4 separate regions of the Homo sapiens genome follow, and regions 2, 3 and 4 are each linked to region 1. A link is an interaction called in ENCODE POLR2A ChIA-PET data of the cell type or tissue named here. Cell type or tissue: OCI-LY7. All regions are shown on one strand. Links, peaks and the distances in the headings refer to the core of each region. The heading gives the core; the rest is flanking DNA.

Evidence for each region. Peaks named below come from ENCODE experiments on the same cell type or tissue, not always from the same donor. Only the 100,000 strongest peaks of a DNase experiment are listed, where the experiment ranks them.
Region 2: POLR2A ChIA-PET joins it to region 1 with 6 read pairs; 6 of 35 experiments call an interaction of 5 or more read pairs at or near these places.
Region 3: POLR2A ChIA-PET joins it to region 1 with 9 read pairs; 13 of 35 experiments call an interaction of 5 or more read pairs at or near these places.
Region 4: POLR2A ChIA-PET joins it to region 1 with 6 read pairs; 2 of 35 experiments call an interaction of 5 or more read pairs at or near these places.

What each region holds. Positions count from the first base shown.
Region 1 is chr2:64,817,348-64,822,056 of GRCh38, reverse strand. It overlaps the pseudogene RN7SL341P. Among named protein-coding and RNA genes, the nearest start is that of LINC01800, 44 kb to the left of the region's middle. In OCI-LY7, for the core only: no CTCF peak of the experiment used is centred there; a DNase peak (open chromatin) is centred at 2,016; H3K4me3 peaks cover 915 bases.
Region 2 is chr2:64,596,373-64,601,081 of GRCh38, reverse strand. The region is part of intron 3 of LOC105374773 (a long non-coding RNA gene); the gene reads left to right. Among named protein-coding and RNA genes, the nearest start is that of LINC02579, 8.6 kb to the left of the region's middle. In OCI-LY7, for the core only: no CTCF peak of the experiment used is centred there; no DNase peak of the experiment used is centred there.
Region 3 is chr2:64,636,421-64,641,129 of GRCh38, reverse strand. It overlaps SERTAD2 (SERTA domain containing 2), which reads left to right. Exons shown (of 2, transcript NM_014755.3): 2 at 4,255-4,709. The coding sequence starts at 4,259. It overlaps SERTAD2-AS1 (SERTAD2 antisense RNA 1), which reads right to left and starts at 4,206. Exons shown (of 2, transcript XR_940172.3): 1 at 1-4,206. In OCI-LY7, for the core only: no CTCF peak of the experiment used is centred there; DNase peaks (open chromatin) are centred at 3,362, 3,669 and 4,459; H3K4me3 peaks cover 2,500 bases; H3K27ac peaks cover 2,500 bases.
Region 4 is chr2:64,361,999-64,366,707 of GRCh38, reverse strand. No RefSeq gene overlaps it. Among named protein-coding and RNA genes, the nearest start is that of MIR4433B, 24 kb to the right of the region's middle. RefSeq lists an enhancer at 2,665-2,804. In OCI-LY7, for the core only: CTCF peaks have their summits at 2,510 and 2,713; a DNase peak (open chromatin) is centred at 2,697.

The sequences.
Region 1 (4,709 bases), core at 757-3,256:
GAGAAATGTGGCAATTCGAAGGATAGTAAATAATTTTTAGGGGAAAATAAATGGACTTGGAGAGCATACAATGGCCTGGGACAAAGTCTGTTGAGCCTGCAGAGCAGGTTTGTGACAAAAGTCTGTCTAGGTGTGTTGACAGACATCAGTCTTTCTTCCTGCAATATCAGTTCAGTTAATGAAAACTTGGGAAAGGGACCAGAGGTCATTGTTGTCTTCTTTGGTGAGTCTGAACTTTAGGCAGATAAGTGATCTTTGGAGAACAATTTATCCCGTGCTTTGGAAGAGACAGAGAATTGAGAAACAGGACTAGGCAGGGAGTGGCGGGGAGGTCAGAGAGACCTTGCTGGGCATGGTGGCTCACGCCTGTAATCCCAGCGCTTTGGGAGGCCAAGGCAGGCAGATCACCTGAGGTCAGGAGTTTGAGAGCCTGACCAACATGCAGAAACCCCGTCTCTACTGAAAATACAAAAGTAGCCGGGCGTGGTGGCACATGCCTCTAATCCCAGCTACTCGGGAGGCTGAGGCAGGAGAATTGCTTGAACCTGGGAAGCGGATATTGCGGTGAGCCGAGATCGCGTCATTGCACTCCAGCCTGGGTAACAAGAGTGAAACTCCGTCTCAAAAAACAAAACAAAACCAAACAAACAAAAAAGAGAACTTGAGGCTGCTTCTTCAGTCCAGCATGTCAAAGCACCATATTTTAGAATATCAATTTCTGAGCCCCAACATATTTAATAATGACCATTCAGCTAGACAGCCAGGAGTGGCTGCCTTCTCTTCATCAGAGCAGGAGCTGGAGCTCTGAAGAAGGAGGTAGGAATGGGGACCCTGGCCAAGAATAGGGTGTTAGGGACTCCCATGCCTGCTTGCAATTATCTTCCCCATGCTAGGCTCCGGCCCCCAACAAGCTTTAGTGCAAGTCACACTCCTATGCCCTGAAGGATACAGAAAGGCCACAGGAAGTTTGCCATCTGATAGAGGAGGGAGTCAGGCCTACCTATAAGATAAGGAACCAGTGCCCCAAATAAAGCATGAGCAGGGAATGCATAGTTCTGTTCCCAGAGGAAATAATCCTGAAGCTGTGTGATGTGGTTCTGTTAAGGTTGCCCCATTATTTTCATACAACTTTGGTATTATTTTAAGTAATAGCAGAAACTAACATACTAAGACTTTATTAGAGTCAGATGTGTGCTAAGAACTTTTTAATCTAATTTGATTTTGTTAGAGACAGGGTCTCACTCTGTCACTCAGACTAGAGTGTAGTGGTCTGATCATAGCTCACTGTAGCCTTAACCTTCTGGGTCAAGCCATCCTGTTGCTTCAGCCTCCTGAGTAGCTAAGGCTACAGAGCATGTGCCATCATGTCCCAAATTAAAAAAAATTTTTTTTTTTGTAGATACAGGCTCTTACTATGTTGCCCAGGCTGGTCTTGAACTCCTAACCTCAAGAGATTCTCTCAACTTGGCCTCCCAATGCACTGGGATTATAGGCGTGAACCACCACGCCTGGCCCTTGTGCCATGTACTTTAAATTCATGGAGCTATTTAGTTGCCATGACAACACTAGGAGGAAAGTACTCTTACTATTATTATTTCCATTTTACGGATAAGGAAACCGACCCTCAAAGAAGTTAAATGCTAGTCCTAAAATGGTCCACCTGGTAAGAGGTGGAGCCAGAATTTTAGTCCACTTTGGTCCAATCTTGAAGTTTGAGTTGTCAATGTGATGCTATGCTGGACATTTGAAAGTACCTAGAGGAACATTGAAGGCAGCTCTGAAGAAGTGGGTCCTGATTTTGGCGTCAGTACTATCCAGCTCTGTGGCCTTACAGCAGTCCCTGTCAAGGGTTCGGTTTTCTCCCTGCTTGTTTTAATGGTTGGGCCAAATGACTACAAATGTGCCTTTCATTTCTAAAAATGCTCTCAAATCTAGGATTTTCAAGTTCCTAAAAATGAAACCAACTTATGCTCACTCTTGTTAATGTCTAAATCCGGAAGAACATTTACGAGGCAAATAAGGTACAGTCATACCCACTCACTCTCTGGCTTCCGAGGAGACTGCTGTGAAGGATGAAGTGTGGTGGCAGGGGTGGGAGAGGGGTACGGGGGTGGGGAACCCACAATCGTGTTGACAGGAACTCACTGAACATACTCTAGTATTTGTACAGTGTGTATCAGGATAGACTGCTGTGTCAAACAGCCCCAAAGTTTTAATGGCTTAACCCAAGAAAAGCTTATTTCTAACTTAGGAACAGCCCAACCTAAGTGTCCTAGTTGGCTCTCTCCAAGGGGCTCTTCTCCAGGGAGCGTCTCAGAAACCCAGGCTCCTCCTCTCTCATGGTTCTGCCTGTCTGCTGGGCCCTCAGAGTACTTTGTTTTTGGTTGGAGAGAAGTTTTAGTGTGCAGGAAAATAGCATATTTGACTTCTGTTCCATTGCATGGGCTAGAATTAGTCACATGGTTCCACCTAACTTCCCACAACAAACTGGGACATAGGGAACTTACTCTATCAGTCATAAAGACGCTCCACAGATGTCCTCTCTGGTTGTTGATGACCCATTTTCCCACCATGACTGTTCATGTGACAAACCTGAGTGTCCCTTGGGAGGAATAAAATGACCCCCCTTTCCTTCCTTGATTCTCTAAAAGAAAGTAATGGAACTTTCTTTAAAGAGTGCAAGAACTTTCTTCAGGGTCTTGTCCTGGGATCAAAGGTAACAATAATATTAATAGTAGCTAGCATTTACTGAGCATATATTATACATCAAGCAGCTACATGCATTATCTTAGAGTGAGGGCAAATCTCAAGGTCTGGATGAGAAGTGTAAAATTGAGCAATGATGCAATTGTATTTACTTTTTCTATAAATGACTTTAATTTCTATTTTGAATGTCCATTCTGCTAGGTGGCAGCATCCTTATTTCATTGATTTGGGTCCCTGCCCTATCCCAAGTTTTGTCTAAGTTCCCAGGTGATGGGCGGTAGCTAGGACTTGCTATTACGTGTGCTTATCTACCCACAGTGGCACCTGTCGTTATGTTGCAGTGTGAGGGCTGACATTCTTGCAGGCTTCTGCTTGATGGTCCTCCTTTACTCCATATCTAAAACCCATCACTCTCTTTGCTACCTCAAAACCACTTCGTAGTTCACAGGGAGCAAGCCACTGTTTCCAGCACCTGGTTCTGACCTACAGCCTTTCTGTCTGAGCACATTTTGAAAACAATTCCTCTGCCCTGGGGACAGGAGGCACCAGTCCTCTCTGCTTTCCTGTCACTCATCATTGCAGATCAGGGACTCTAGATCAAGTCCCTGGGCAAGGAGCAAGCTGCAGGCCCCTCTCTCAGGGACCCTGCCAACTTTCTGCCTCGCTTTGCTTCTTTCCTCCCTTCCATAGTCCTGATAATCCCATATTCCTGGAGACAGGGCAATCTGATTGTTTTTCCAGTTCCAATATTTAGGGCACAAACTTGACACCTTCAATTATTTCAGACTTATACTTTTTTTTTTTTTTTTCTGAGACAGTCTTGCTCTGTCACCTGGGCTGGAATGCAGTGGTGCAATCTCGACTCACTGCAAACTCCACCTCCCAGGTTCAAGCCATCCTCTTGCCTCAGCCTCCAAGTAGCTGGGACTACAGATCCTGCCACCAAGCCCAGTTAAATTTTGTATTTTTAGTAGAGATGGGGTTTTGCCATGTTGGCCAGGTTGATTTCAGACTCCTGACCTCAGGTGATCTGCCAGCCTCGGCCTCCCAAAGTGCTGGGATTACAGGCCTGAGCCACTGCGCCAGGCCCAGACTTAAACTTTGCAGTTCAAAAGGCTTTCTTCTGACAGCTCCTAAACTGTTGTGCTGCTTTTCTGTCATGTCATTTGCCCCCTGAGGCAATGAATGCTGCAAGGCAGTAAAAGACTACAGACGAAATGGGAGAAGGCCAAGAGATATAGGACATAAATACAGTGTTTAAAAAAAAAAAAAACTTAAAAATTTCCCAAAATATTTTCCCTGTCACAATCTCACTGAATTCTCAGTGACCATCCTGCAATAGAGGTGCCATTAATATTTCTGTTTTTTAAGAGGGTCACATTGGCCAGGTGCGGTGGCTCGTGCCTGTAATCCCAGCACTTTGGGAGGCTGAGGCGGGAGGATTACCTGAGGTCAGGAGTTCGAGACCAGCCTGGCCAACATGGTGAAACCCCGTCTCTACTAAAAATACAAAAATTAGCTGGGTGTGGTGGCACACGCCTGTAATCCCAGCTACTCAGGAAGCTGAGGCAGGAGAATTGCTTGAGCCAGGAGGCGGAGGTTGCTGTGAGCCGAGATTGTGCTACTGCACTCCAGCCTGGCAGACAGAGCGAGACTCTGTCACACACACACACACAAAAGAGGGTCTCACTATGTTGCCCAGGCTGAAGTGCAGTGGTTATCCACAGGCACCATCCCACTATTGATCAGCCCTGGAACTTTGACCTGCTCCATTTCTGACCTGGGTTGGTTCACCTCTCCTTAGGCAACCTGGTGGTTCCCTGCTCCTGGGAGATCACTGTATTGATGCTAAATTTAGTGCAAACACCTGATGGTCACAGCTCACTGCAGCCCAGAACACCTAGGCTCAAGTGATCCTCCCGCCTCAGCCTCCACAGTAGGTGGGACTACAGGTGCGTGCCACCACACCTAGCTACTATCTCTGACAAAAGAAGACACTAAGC
Region 2 (4,709 bases), core at 801-3,300, 220 kb after region 1:
CTGAGTAAAAATACTGATTTTGGTAACATGTCTCCATTTAGCTGAGGGTCTCTTTTAAGCTGTGGCTTAAATTTATTTATTTTAAAAAATTGTTGGCTGAGCACAGTGGCTCATGCCTGTAATCCCAGCACTCTGGGAGGCTGAGGCGGGCGGATAACCTGAGATCAGGGGTTCAAGGCCAACCTGGCCAACATGGTGAAACTCCATCTCTACTAAAAAATATAAAAATTAGCTGGATGTGATGGTGCACACCTGTAGTCCCACCTACTTGGGAGGCTGAGGCAGGAGAGTCGTTTGAACCTGGGAGGTGGATGTTGCAGTAAGCCAAGATCACACCACTGCACTCTAGCCTGGGCAACAGAGCAAGACTCCACCTAAAAAAAATTATTTTTATAGAGACAGGGTCTCACTATGTTGCCCAGGCTGGTCTTGAGCTCCTGGCCTTCAGCCATCTTCCTGCATCAGCCTCCCAAAGTGCTGGGATTACAGGTGTGAGCCACCGTGCCCAGGCTATGTGACTTGAACTTATAACAGAAGGAGAGCCCCCAGTGTGGCTTGCTTTGGCAGTAATCCTGCTGGGTTTGGGGGTCCTTGGGCCATGTTGGGAAGCCTGGTCCCAGAGCTACAAAGTCAGAAGCAACTCCACCTACCCTCCCTGCACCACCTCCAGCCCAAACTTGGAAGTCTTGCTTTGGATAACAGAGAAAAATAAAAGGTTGGGGGTGGGGTGCGGTGAGGCTGACAGTGGGTGGGGCAGGTTTCCTTAGGCAGCATGCCTTCAGGTGCTCCTGTGGTATCACACTCGGCAACTGAGAGGCATCTTTACTGATTTCCTCCAACCATCCACTCAGGGCACCCTAGGAGGAATGGTCAGGATGGGTCCTAGGTTCAGGGGTCTCTCCTACAGAGCTGTGTACATACTTTTCAACTAGGGGCTTCCTGGTGCTGTGGGCTGTAGAGCTGTACCCCAGGAGTAGGATCACCCCATATCCAGTTCTTACCTGCTGGTTACACAAGGCAGGGATTGAGGCAAAAGCCAACAGAAACAGATAGCATTTGGCAGAATGAAAACCGAAGGGTTTGGGGGGTTGCTTCAGAGCTTGGAGAACTGAGTCAGTGAGTGATAGAATATGATATTTTGGGGGAAAATTTGGACATTGCTTGAGGTGAGGGTCACAATGTTTGCAGGCAGAAGCAAAGCACAGATTCAGGAAGGGTCCCCGTACATTCCCCTGAGGGGCTCATGCATAAACTGGCTTAGGAAGCAAACAAAATGAAAGTCAGCCCATGCACCAGGCACTGTGCCAGAGGACAGAGGACAAACATGAGCCAGATCCAGTCCCTGCTCTCAAGGAGCTCATGGCCTGAGGGAGAGAGACAAGTAAATCCATCATCAGGAAGCAAGGTGAGAGGTGACATAACAGCCCTCATCCCACTGAGGCTGATGCTCTGTGGCTGTGTTCAGGCTCTGTGATCCTTCAGATCTGGGCTCAAGACTTTTCTGCTTCCTGGCTCTATGACCTTGGGGGAAGTGACATCATGTCCCGTCTTGGTTTCCTTATCAGGAGATGAGTTCAGGTACCTTTTAGGGTTACCGTGAGCATTAAGAGAGAATGTGTGTGAGGCCCAGTACTTGGCACTCAGCAGAGCTCTTAATAAATGTGAAGTAGTTTTATGATGAGCATTACATGATCACAGAGATTTGCCAAGCAATCGCAGAGGCTGGAGAGCCAGCTCTGTCTGTGGAGGTGGCCCAGAAAGGCTCCCTGAGGAAATGAGGCTGGCTGGCTGGTGAGAAAGGCTTTTCCTAAGAGACGATGAGCGTGGGCCAGCCCTCAGTGGGCATTTGGTAACTAGCAAGGAGCTGGTAGGCCAGGTGGGAGCCTCCATGCAGAGAGGACGATCCCAGTGCTGTGGAACCTGCCAAGGAGCTGACTGTCCAGAGAGTAAGGGGGTACCATGAAGGATGCTCAACAGGAAAAGAGCATTCCATTGGCATAGTGGAAGGTTAAATTGGAGGTGGGACGGGCAGAGGAAGGTCAGTGTGAGGCTGTTACAATAATCATGTAAAGATGATGAAGGCTTGAAGAGAGAGGCAATGGATACTTAGGAGGTGTCACTGACAGGATTTCAGGCCAATAGGATGAGGGGTAAGGAAGGGGAGCAGGCTGAGAGTGAACCTGAAGTGTGGCAAATGGAGCAAGGGTGATCCTAAGGCCAGGGGCATGGTGGGGTCGGGTGGAGGGCTGGAAGGCTGTGAGCACAAGCCTTTGTGGTACACATGTTTAATTGCAGGAGTGTCTTGGGGACATCTAGGTGGGGACGGCCATAGGGTTGTCAGAATAGTGGTGCAGGGCTGAGCACAGTGGCTCACGCCTGTAATCCCAGCACTTTGGGAGGCCAATGAGGGCGGATCACTTGAGGCCAGGAGTTTGACACCAGCCTGGCTAACATGGTGAAACCCCATCTCAACCAAAAGTACAAAAATTAGCTGGGCTTGGTAGCACACAGCTGTAGTCCCAGCTACTTGGGAGGCTGACACAGGAGAATTGCTTGAACCCTGGAGGCGGAGGTTGCAGTGAGTCAAGACTGTGCCACTCAACTCCAGCCTGGGCGACAGAGTGAGAGACTGTCTCAAAAAATAAATAAATAAATAAATAAATAAATAAATAAAAAAGGGGGTGGCGCACAGAGCTCAGGGGAGAGGAAAGATGACGATCTCCACTGAGATCATCATTAGCTGTTTTGATCAAGGATTCTGTAGCGGAAACACTGGGTAGGAGATGACAGCAGCCCCTCTTCTAAGGTAGACACAGCGCAGATCACAAAAGATCTCCTTATTTTCCCTCCTTGACCCTTTTGGTCTTCGTGACCCTCCCTAGTCCCTGACCTTCAGGGGAGGGATGGTGAGGCAGGAGAGGAGCATGAGCTCTGGTCAAAAGGAGAGCTGGGAGTGAGCAAGCGAAAGGCTTTGAAGTCACAGTTGACAACAACAGTGACCAGTATTTTGTTCCCTAAATCCTGGTTTTTGAAAACTGAAGGAAGGGAGCAGTTTTTGAAAGAGGTAAATTTAAAATAATAACATTATGTAAAGTGATATGCAGTATTCTCACAGATGGTCCAGGCTGAAAAGATAACTGAAATGATAGATAATTGAAACAAAGCAGATTCCTTAAGGGCAACTTTAAGAAGACAACCATATCCTCCTCCTATCAGCCTCCTATCTGCATCATCAATGACAGAAGACTGATCTGGATGAATGAAGATAAAAAGTTGTTTACTGAGGGCTTTCTATATGCCAGTGATGATATGGATCATCCTCACTTAATCTCCCATCCTGAGTAGATGTCATTTGATCTTCTACTTGTTTTATCATCCTTATGCTTCTTTTGGAGAACTAGTCAGATTTTTTTTTTTTTTTTTTAAAGATGGAATCTCAGCCAGGCACGGTAGCTCACACCTGTAATCCCAGCACTTAGGGAGGCCGAGGCAGGCGGATCATGAGTCAGGAGTTCAAGACCAGCCTGACCACAATGGTGAAACCCTGTCGCTACTAAAAATACAAAAATTAGCTGGGGGTGGTGGCACGCACCTGTAACCCCAGCTACTCTGGAGGCTGAGGCAAGAGAATTGCTTGAACCCAGGAGGTGGAGGTTGCAGTGAACCAAGATCTTGCCGCTGCACTCCAGCCTGGGCAACAGAGTGAGACTCCGTCTCAAAAAAAAAAAAAAAAAAGGAGTCTCACTGTGTTGCTCAGGCTGGTCTCGAACTCCTGGGCTCCAGTGATCCTCCTGCCTCGGCCTTCTGAGTAACCAGGACTACAGGTGTGTGCCACCATGCTGGGCATCACAGAAATGTTCAAGCTGCGTGAGGTTTTGGGGAGCATCTGTAGAAATGCTCAGGATGGCCCATGAGATGCCACAGGTGTAACATGATTGGATTTGGCAAGGCTTCACCTGTTTTTATGACTGGTGGGCAAGATGAAGAAATGTGGGCATCACTGGGTTGAGAAGCCGCACCCAGGGTCTTCCTGGCACACTGGATGTTTTACTGGTCAACATTTTGTGTGAGTGATTTGGATTATGAAGGATGTTTATCAATCTGTGGATGACAGAGCAGAGGAAGGAGGGCAAGTCTGTGTGTTGATGGTACAATGAAGATTTGATGGGATGAACGGGCTGAAACAATGGTCTAAAGCTGACAAAAAATCCTGAAAAAGGATCGATATAAAACCGTGCTTTTAGGCTCAAAAAACTCAGTGACACCAGGAGATGAGAGATGAGAGAAAAAAAATCTGGTTTGACGGCAGTTAGGGGTAAAAGGCTGTTCACACACTGAGCTAAAGAGGCAATATTGTTGCCATAAACGGTAATGCAATTTTAGGCTACATTAAAAGTAGGGTCTGAAATAAACCTGAGCCCCATGCCAGTGAAGAGATGGCCTCTGGCTCTGTCAGGGGAGCACATTTTAAGAGGAACTTTGGCAAACTGGACAATGTCCAGAAAAGAATAATGTGTGTGAGAAAGGCCTGGAAACCATGTCATCACGGGAGGTTTGGTAGGAGGAGGAGCATGGTAGTGATCTTCAGATATTCATGGAAGAGTCTAGGTTCATCCCTGCAGCTTGAGAGAAGGTAACTTGAACCAATGAGCAACCGGTTATGAGAAACCAGGTTTCCGCTCAAGGTCCTAGCAATCTGTGCTGCCAGC
Region 3 (4,709 bases), core at 2,151-4,650, 180 kb after region 1:
TATGAAGTTTCCTGGAAAACTCCAGAAGTTTTCATTTATGTCTCTACCAATGAGTTTTGTTCTTTATGTTTGAAACTTAGTTTGCTGCAGTTAATAGCAGTTAAAATTAATGTTTAGAAAACCAGAATGCTAGGAATTTGTTTCTAAAAAGTTTATTGGGGAGGGAGGTCATTTGATCTCAAACCTCATGTTAAGAGCCAATGACTATTCAGTAGAAAAGTGGCTGGGGTTAGTTTTAGGCCCCTTAGGGTGGGCAGAAGATGGAGGAGCACCCACGTGATTCCTCCACGTGGGAGTCTCCAACCCCGCCCTGGAGCTCAGGGGCACTTTGGGTCTTTAGAAAAATTGGGTAGAAGACATGGGTTTTTTAGGCTTTGGTCTTCACCAGCCAAGGGAGGAGATAAAGTGGAGTGTCAAAGCCCCGGGGTGACCTAGGAAGCCAATGGGTCACAGGCCCCCCTTTCGTGAACTCCAGGCCCCCCCTCCGCAGGAACCACAGCACCCCCTCCCTAGAGTCACCTACACGTCCTTAGCTCCTGCTACTGCTTCATCTTCAAGTTGCAGCCCAGCGAAGCCTTTTTGAAAGGTCCCTTGCCTCTCCAAAGGGTGGTTAAAGAGCTATTGTTATTTTCTTAGAGTGCCTGAGGAAAGAGAGGCTTCTGAGGAGCTAGGAGCTGGGCCGACCCTGACCTTGGCCAGCCTGAGCCAGGCCCAGAAAGGCCTGGAGGGGCTGATGCGCCTGGCTTCTTGCCCTCCGGTTCTTGAGGGCATGTCGTGTCTTTTCTCCTTTAAATTGGGCCCTGCTTAAGGAGGTGGTTGTTACACAAAGCCCTGAGAGTGAGAGTTCCCACTGCCCTCCCCCTCTAGGAGTTGGAGGCCTCTTCTGAATATGCTCATTGTAATGTTACTGCAGTGTGTCAGGCAAACTTAAGGAAAATGACTTCACTTTTTATTATGTTGCATTGTATTCCTTTCTGTAACAGCTTAGATAGAATTAGGATTAAAAATCAAGATTATATGCATTTTACAATCTTACTGGGTGTGTGGAGTCAGTTTTGCCTTATAATACAAAACAGAGAAATGGTGGCAAAACTGCCTTGAGGTACACTTCATCAGGGGTCCGTATTCACACCTCTGAGGTGCATCCAAGATTTGGTGTGTGTGTCTGTTCCTGCTTACAGGTTTTGCTTACCGAGCCCTCTGCCCTCCCCTTCCAGGCAGCATTACAGATGTCTTATCAGGCTTTCTCTAAATCATTAGGATTAGCACACAGCTCTGGCCAGCTGGATCATTCTAATTGGAAATTAGGTGCTTCTCACATTGAAATCCTTCTGAAAATATCTCCAAAGATCTCTTTCAGCTATGGGAATTCTACTAAATGCCTATAATATTTTGCATGGCCTGTATACTTTTTAAATAGGTGAATTCTGTAGATTCAGTGATTATTTCTAGAAAAATGCAGTATTAAAAAAGCCCTGTTGTTTGTTCTAGTAACAAGTCTTTAAAAAGACAATTCTGCATTGATGACTGTAAGAAGAGTCTACACCATCTTCCCTAAATGTTACCTCTCCTCCAGAAAACCGATAAAAATCCACAGTGGCAATAAGCTAGTTTGTTTTCGGTTGTATTTTGTTTTACACTTACGGACAGTGCTTCTCAAGCTTTCTGTGATTAGGGGCTCTCTTGGTTCCCTGGCCCCCCAATCTTTCACAGACTTCAGTAAGACACAATAAAAATAATTATCATAAAATGAAATAAAAATACAAAGTTATGGAAAATAGAAGCCCCATTTTAAAAATTCCATGTACAGACATAACAGTTACTGTGTAAATTTGCTGTAGAAGTTTCTAAATAATAAAATGTCTCTCTCTACATACCTCATCGTGGACCAGTAACAGTTCGCAGACAGGCACCATCTGTGGCCACACTTTGAGAAACACTATTTTAGAGTGTGTATGTATCTGTGTACTCACACATTTAAGTATGTTGCCATGATCACATTATAACATAACATAAATCTTAGAACTTTATATGAGAATTAAATGCACTTAGCTCTTTAGCAAAAGTGAAATTTTTCTATAAGTATTTAAATGCTTAAATTATAAGCAAATACCAATAGCATACCTGTGAATACAGTTATGTTTCAAAACCCAGTTGTCCAGTAGTACCTCTCATGCATGAAGTAGAAAACGTTTTGCAATATGAGATGAAACCACCTCCACTCTGATTCACCTTCAAGTTTAAACAGATACTTTAGATAGGAAATGTTCTATGCAAAGTAAATACACAGATGAGAATTTTAGCACTAAACAGTAGGAAATATGTCTATCACTTGAAGTATTAGACAAACCAACTGTTACTATCATAACCTTTATTGCCCTGAAGAACAATTAATTACTGGACTGGTCATTGTGATTGACATTGACAGCCATTTTTTAAATGTTAACAAAATGAGGGGAAATGTTTCATGCAAGTAACTCCACATTCTTCATAAGTATTAACAAATCTCAAGCCGATTCTGATGTTGATAGGTCGCAGCTTGTTCATCTGTCTCTTCTGGAGACCTCATGAGACATGAGGTAAGACGGTTACCCCAAGTGGCAGGCTCCATGTCTACCTGTATACTGGCCTTGAGGGCAGCATGGCCTGCTTTGTGACAAAGTATGAGAAAGAAGTTCTGTGAAGTTTATATTCCATTTAGCCTTATTTCTTTAGGTCGAGACTTGAAATTCAAAATGGTGATCAGGTGTAGGAGGGGCTATTTAGCCTCTTGAAGGCCAGGGTGTTCATGTGGGACTCCCCACTGGGCCTGGCCAAATGCCTATGACAGTGTAGATGTGGATAAGTTATTAAAGGATTGAATGAGGTGTGATCAATCAGCTGAAGCAGTTCATTAAAAGGTAAGTGGCATTTAGAAGAGAAATTGAATAACTACAAAGCAGTTGCCTGTATATGAAGACATGAGAGTGAGTCACACTGAGGACAGGATTAGCAGGAGTCCCTGAGAGTGCTGTAGCTGGAGGCGGGGACGGTGAGGGAGCAAGCATGGGCCTGGCTTCATTCGAACCACGATCCTGGTCCGAACACCAAAAGACAGGTTTCTTGTTAAATGGTTAGAAAGTGAGATCTTTGAGGCAAAGGCTAATGAACTTGAGATTGTTCTGTTTAGACAGTAGAAGTTCTGAAAGGAGGTTGTGACGATGTCACATGATCTTGGAAAGTTGGAAGGCCCACTCCCCAGAAGGTGACAACCAGTTGATAAAATGTATTCACTAAGGCCAGAGCAAGAGAGGACACAGCCTGGCCTGTGAGCAGCAGGCAAGATGGGGCAGGAGTTCCTGGCTGCAGTTTTAAAATTCAACCCATTACCAGATTCTCAGGGTCTGAGATATGAGGTCATGGTTTCCTCAAAATATGCATGTATCTCTGGAATCACAGGAGGTAGTTTGTTAGGAAATGTCTCGAGTACCCAAACAGCAATGCTTATAATCAGAGCTAATTACTTCAAAATTAATCCAGTTGTCTTCAAACATAACTGTGTGTGGATGAAGTTGAGCCAAGGAAGAACTTAGGCTGGGACATACGCATTCCTCCCCTTGATTCTAAATGAAAAGTGGCGGCGGCTCAGTCACTGTGGTCATTTAACACAGGTGCAGTGCTTCACCACATGTCCCCAACCAGGCAGAAAGACTCCGTGCTTAATGAGGAAGGAAAAGCATTTTGAAAGCACACACAGTTCTACCCAAATTATACATGTTACCTTTCTTTAACTTGGTTCTTTTAATCCTTTAAGAAGTGCTCAAGCTGTAATCTATGACACCTGTATCTGTTTAGGTCATAGCATTGTAAGTGTTTTCTTGGGCTTTAAAAATAAATCTACGTGGGGGAGGGAAATCGAACCTGCATGATAATCTTAGGCATGCGAACACAAGCACATGAGCTGAGAAAGTCAAAATCATGGTTTCCATGGTAATTCTTAACTTGTCTGTGTCGTACACATTTCTCAAGAAATACACTCACCAGACTACCTAGTGATAAAAATTGCTCCACAGGCATACAAAGGTGGATTTTCTAACTCTCTCTTATTGTAAAAGGTCTTCCTTCCTCCCACCCCTAATTAATCCACGTGTACTTGTAAATAACCCTGGGCAGGAAACTGAGGTCCAAGTCCTGCCCTCTAAATCAGTCTCTTTTTTTATGGGAGAAATCAGCTTTCATGTGATTAATGCCATTTCCTCTCTCTCCCCTCTGCAGATATATGTTGGGTAAAGGAGGAAAACGGAAGTTTGATGAGCATGAAGATGGGCTGGAAGGCAAAATCGTGTCTCCCTGTGACGGTCCATCCAAGGTGTCTTACACCTTACAGCGCCAGACTATCTTCAACATTTCCCTTATGAAACTCTATAACCACAGGCCCCTGACAGAGCCCAGCTTGCAAAAGACCGTTTTAATTAACAACATGTTGAGGCGGATCCAGGAGGAACTCAAACAGGAAGGCAGCCTGAGGCCCATGTTCACCCCCTCCTCCCAGCCCACCACCGAGCCCAGCGACAGCTACCGAGAGGCCCCGCCGGCCTTCAGCCACCTGGCGTCCCCGTCCTCCCACCCCTGCGACCTCGGAAGCACTACGCCCCTGGAGGCCTGCCTCACCCCGGCCTCACTGCTCGAGGACGACGATGACACGTTTTGCACCTCCCAGGCCATGCAGC
Region 4 (4,709 bases), core at 1,262-3,761, 460 kb after region 1:
TAGCATAGTCCCTTCACCTTTTCTTGCCCCCTTGGAAGGGCATCTGATGCCTGGAACTGGGGTAGTCATCTTATCACCATGAGGGAGAGGCCAAAAATATCTCAGAGACTCAGGCAATGAAACTGTTGAAATGAGAATTGCCACCACCAACTGCCTTCTTCCAGACTTTCAGTGTGATGAGAAGATCAAACCTGCATTTATTTAAGACATTGTAAATCAAGTATCCTGTTATTTACAGCTGAGATCAATTAAATCTGATAGAGCTTAAAATATTGCATTTAGAACTGAGCATGATTGTCCAGATTTGGCAGGACTATTGTGATATGTGTTTGAGCTATTGTTTACCTTGTGCCACCCTAAGACCAACATTTTGGCAGCTTCACATGGTTGACTTCCATCCTTATAAGTAACAACAACAGTTTAAAAATTACCATTTATTGGGGTCTTATTATTTGCCACATATTATTCATTTATTTAACAAATATTTATTAATGCCAAATCCTCTGCTGAGAATACAGTAGTAGTAAATAAAATAGACACATTTCTGCCCTCAGAGTCTCATGTGATTATTTTTAATCTGAATAATATTTCAAGCTATATAATATCATTGCCATTTTTATATTATTCGGATATTGAGTATGTATCCACATAAAGCCTCTAACTTCTTTACACTTAAACTTCTGTGGAAATAGATGTCTCAATTCTGAATTTAACTGTAGGTACAGGGTTTCATTTAATTAATTAAATGATTTTAAAACTTTGTGAAACAATCTCAAATGTACAGAATGTTTGTAAGAGCAGCATTGTTTTACCCTGAAACAAATGAGCACGTTTGCCACATAATGCCCCATGACCCCTGAATACTTTATTGTGTATTTCCTACAAAAAAGAATATTCTTTGACATAACCACAAACCACCATTGAAATCTATTCATTAAGACTGATATATCACTACAGATATGGTTTGACTCTGTGTGCCCACCCAAATCTCATCTGAATTGTAATCCCCACATGTCAAGGGAGGGACCTGGTGGGAGGTGATTGGATTATGGGGGCAGTTTCCCACATATTGTTCTCATGATAGTGAGGGAGTTCTCATGAGATCCGATGGTGTGAAAGTGTTGCACTTCCCTCCTCTCTCTCACCTGTTCCCTGCTCTGCCATTGTGAAGATGTGCTTGCTTACCCTTCGCCTTCCACCATGATTGTAAGTTTCCTGAGGCCTCCCAGTCATGCTTCCTGTTAAGCCTGCAGAACTGTTATTCAACTAAACCTCTCTTCTTCATAAATTACCCAGTATCAGGTAGTTCTTTATAGCAGTGTAAGAACAGACTAATACAATTACCATTCTAATTCTTAGACAAATTCAAGTTGTGCAATAGTCCCAAATATGTTAAAGTAAAAGGATTGAGGCCAGGATCATACATCACACTTAACAGGCAATTCTCCTTAGTCTTCTTCGGTTAGTCTGAAACAGTTCTTCCAACTTTTCCTTGATTTTCAGAACCTTGATGGTTTTGGAAATCGCAAGCCACCCATTTTGTAGAATTTGTAGTCTCACCTTTCCACACAAATAGTCACATCGCAACAATCCTCCTGTGCTCTTGGCGTTGATTTTACCAGGTGCCACGTGATTTCTATTTGTCCCATGACTGGTGATGTTTACTTTGGTCACTTGATTATGGTGGTGTCTGCCAGTTTCTCCACTGTAAATTATTATTTTCCCTTTTGTAATTAAGTATTTTGTGGGGAAATACATTGAGATTATGTAAATGCCCTGTTTTTCATTGAACATTCAATTTATTAATATTCATTTTTTATCAGTATGGGCTCAAAGATTCCTGTCATAGTAAATAGACTAGAATCCATTATTATCACTATTTTGATGCTCAAATTGTCCTGAACACAGCCAGTGGGAGCTCCTTAAAGCTGGCTGCTGTGTCCTTTTGACATGTTCCTGTCATTCTTTGAGTACTACCTGGCTCACAGCCACAAGGTATTCCGAGCTCATATATCTCCGCTCCAGCCCTAGAATTGGCTATTTTTCCAAGGTGCCTGATTCCTCTTAGTGGAACGTGATATTTCCAAACCATGGTCTGGGTCTATCTGAGCCCTGCCTCCTATCCTACTAAGCTGTGCTCAGACCCCCAGTATGATACTGGAACAGGCTGAGCCCTGGCTATGAGCTTGGCAGAGTCCCCAGATCAGGGTACACCTGAAAGTGAGCAGGTCTGGCCCCTCCTGTGCTACAGGTGAAGCCTGGGGATGTGGGGTGGGCCCCATCCGTGGAACCAAACTGGCTCTAAATTATCTACCGAGCCCCAAGCCCTCAGAAGGACCCACAGGAGGTCTGCCCAGCCAAGGGCTTCAGAGTTAAGCTCGAGGAGCTCCAACAACACAAGGCAAACTCTTAATTGCTGCTTCCTGCAAACAACTGAGGAGGGAAGTTGCAAAGAGAAAACTCAGGGGTAAAGGAGCAGGGAGAATCTGTCTGAGATATGCAGTGACAGCCTCCACCACATCAGACTGAAGCCAGTGCAGGCCATTTGCCCCAGGAGGCACTTTCTGCAAACTTTGCTTAAGCTCCCCTCTGTGCTGAGGAATGCCCCCAGCTGGGATGCTTAGTTCCAGCTCACAGCCTGGCAGAAGAAGATGCAATGCTACAAGCGAAGAGAAATATTTCATAGAAAAGCAAGGGGGCGTTGGAGCCAGGCCTGATGATGAGCTCCACCTGCCATTTCCTGAGGCTGCAGCCAGGGCAGGGTGGGGCTAGAGGGGATCTTTTCAGGTTAGTCCTTGCTCACCTCCTGTGACTCTATCTCCTCAAGAGCAAGCTTCATGAGAGATGGTCTTGCTGGACACTATAGGAGGAAAAGAAGGAAGACAGGAAGATCAGGAAGGAAGACCAGGCTGAAGGGACGGGCAAACCACCCTTGACAGCTCTGCCCAGTATGACTGGGGTGGCTGTCCATCTGAGAATAAGAACTCAAAAGGCACATGGATGTTATTTCTCAATGGCAGTGACAGTCTGTGGGTCTCTGATCCTATCAGACTGTCCTCAGACAGAGAAGGAGGAGGTGAAAGGGGAAAAATACTGCCTTGTAAGAATGGGCAAAGACAAAAGTACTTCTAGGCAGGAGGTGAGAGAAGCAAGGTTGGCAGGGCAGAGGCTATCCTATAGTGAGTCTTGCATGCCTTAGGAAAAGGTGCCCATTCTGGGTACGGAGCCCAACGATCAAGAGGTGCTTCTGTGCAAACTTTAAACGGATGCAGTCCCATACCAGAATACACACTGTGGCAAGTGAGCTGTAGCTGAATTTCAGCCTCCACTCATCCCCTCAGCAGGGCATATTTGTGCAGGGTACAACCAACACCACTGTCCATGGTAGCCTTGAGGGTTGACTGAATTTTTACTGAGGGAATATAAATTTGTTGCTTTTCCCGAGTGGAAAAAAATATACACTAAGAACTCTATATTCCCTGCTGAAGATTTTCTCAGCCTACTTTGAGGCCTGAGCTTGGCTGTGGGGAGAAGTACCAGTGGAAGTTCTGACAGTGGGAGGAGGAATTGTATGTTTCCCATACAAGGACTGTCCCGTACTGACAGGAGGAAGCACATTCCTGGTTCATGATGGGTGAACACCCATGAATGGAGAATGGACGCCAGCAAAGACCATGCCTGGCATCGCACAGGGAGGGAGAATTGCCACAGCTTTGGGAATGAGGAAGAAGGCAGGAGACGGCATCCCTGCAGGGCCAAGGAAGAGACTCCCTCTTCCCAAAGGTAGAACAGCTGTTTCCCTGGGACGAGGCTGTGGAGGGAGGCACCTGCATTCCCCAGGCAGCAGGTCACTCTTTCTGTGCAGGTGTGGAGGAGAGAGTGGAGATGACTCAAGCAGGGGAGTGGCTCATTGCTGTTAGGCAGGTCTCAAGGCCCTGGGGTGCTTCACTTTCCTTCTCGCAGCCCCACCACTTTTTCTGTGACCTGAGCTTGTGCTTAGCTCTGTCAGGCTGCCAGTCAGTTCTTACTCAACCAGGAAAATCCATGAACCCCAGAGTCTGGCTGTACAACACCTGCCTAACCAGCAGGCCTGGACTGAGGTCAATGCACAGAAGAGAAAATACAAGTGTGTGTGTGTGTGTGTGTGTGCATGTGTGTGTCGAAACACGTATATGTATAGGGAGTGAATGGAATGTCCATGGAGAAAGAGACCTATTTTCTGTGGGTATTCTCCTGAAATCATCCTTACTTTAGCTCTGGGGGGCACAGCTCTTGGATGAGGTAACCCTGTGGAAATCACGACCTACTCTCACCTGAGTCTGCTGTGGTTTAAAGGAGCAGGAGTAACTGAAGGAAGAAAGGGCTCATATTCAGTGGCTGTCCTAGGTATGGGGTGAGGGCTCTTCAGGGGGACTAGAGGGGTCAGACTGTCAGTGAGGGGGCTGCAAGGCTGTGGCCTCAGGTCTAGCTCCATTGAGGGACAGAAGGCCCAAGAGGACCTGCTCCTCATCACTCAGCCTGTTCCTTCCCCCAAACGTCCTCCCTCCCCTTTTACCTACCCTTAGGAGCCAGCGCATTCCCCCTCCTCTGTTCCTCCTTCCTCACTAATTCTAGCCTCTCCTGTGCTTGTGATGCAGGAATGAGCAAGGGCTGAGGGCTGCAGTCCTGTCTCTGGGAGTGAGGACCACTGCTCACCCTTTCATGCTGAC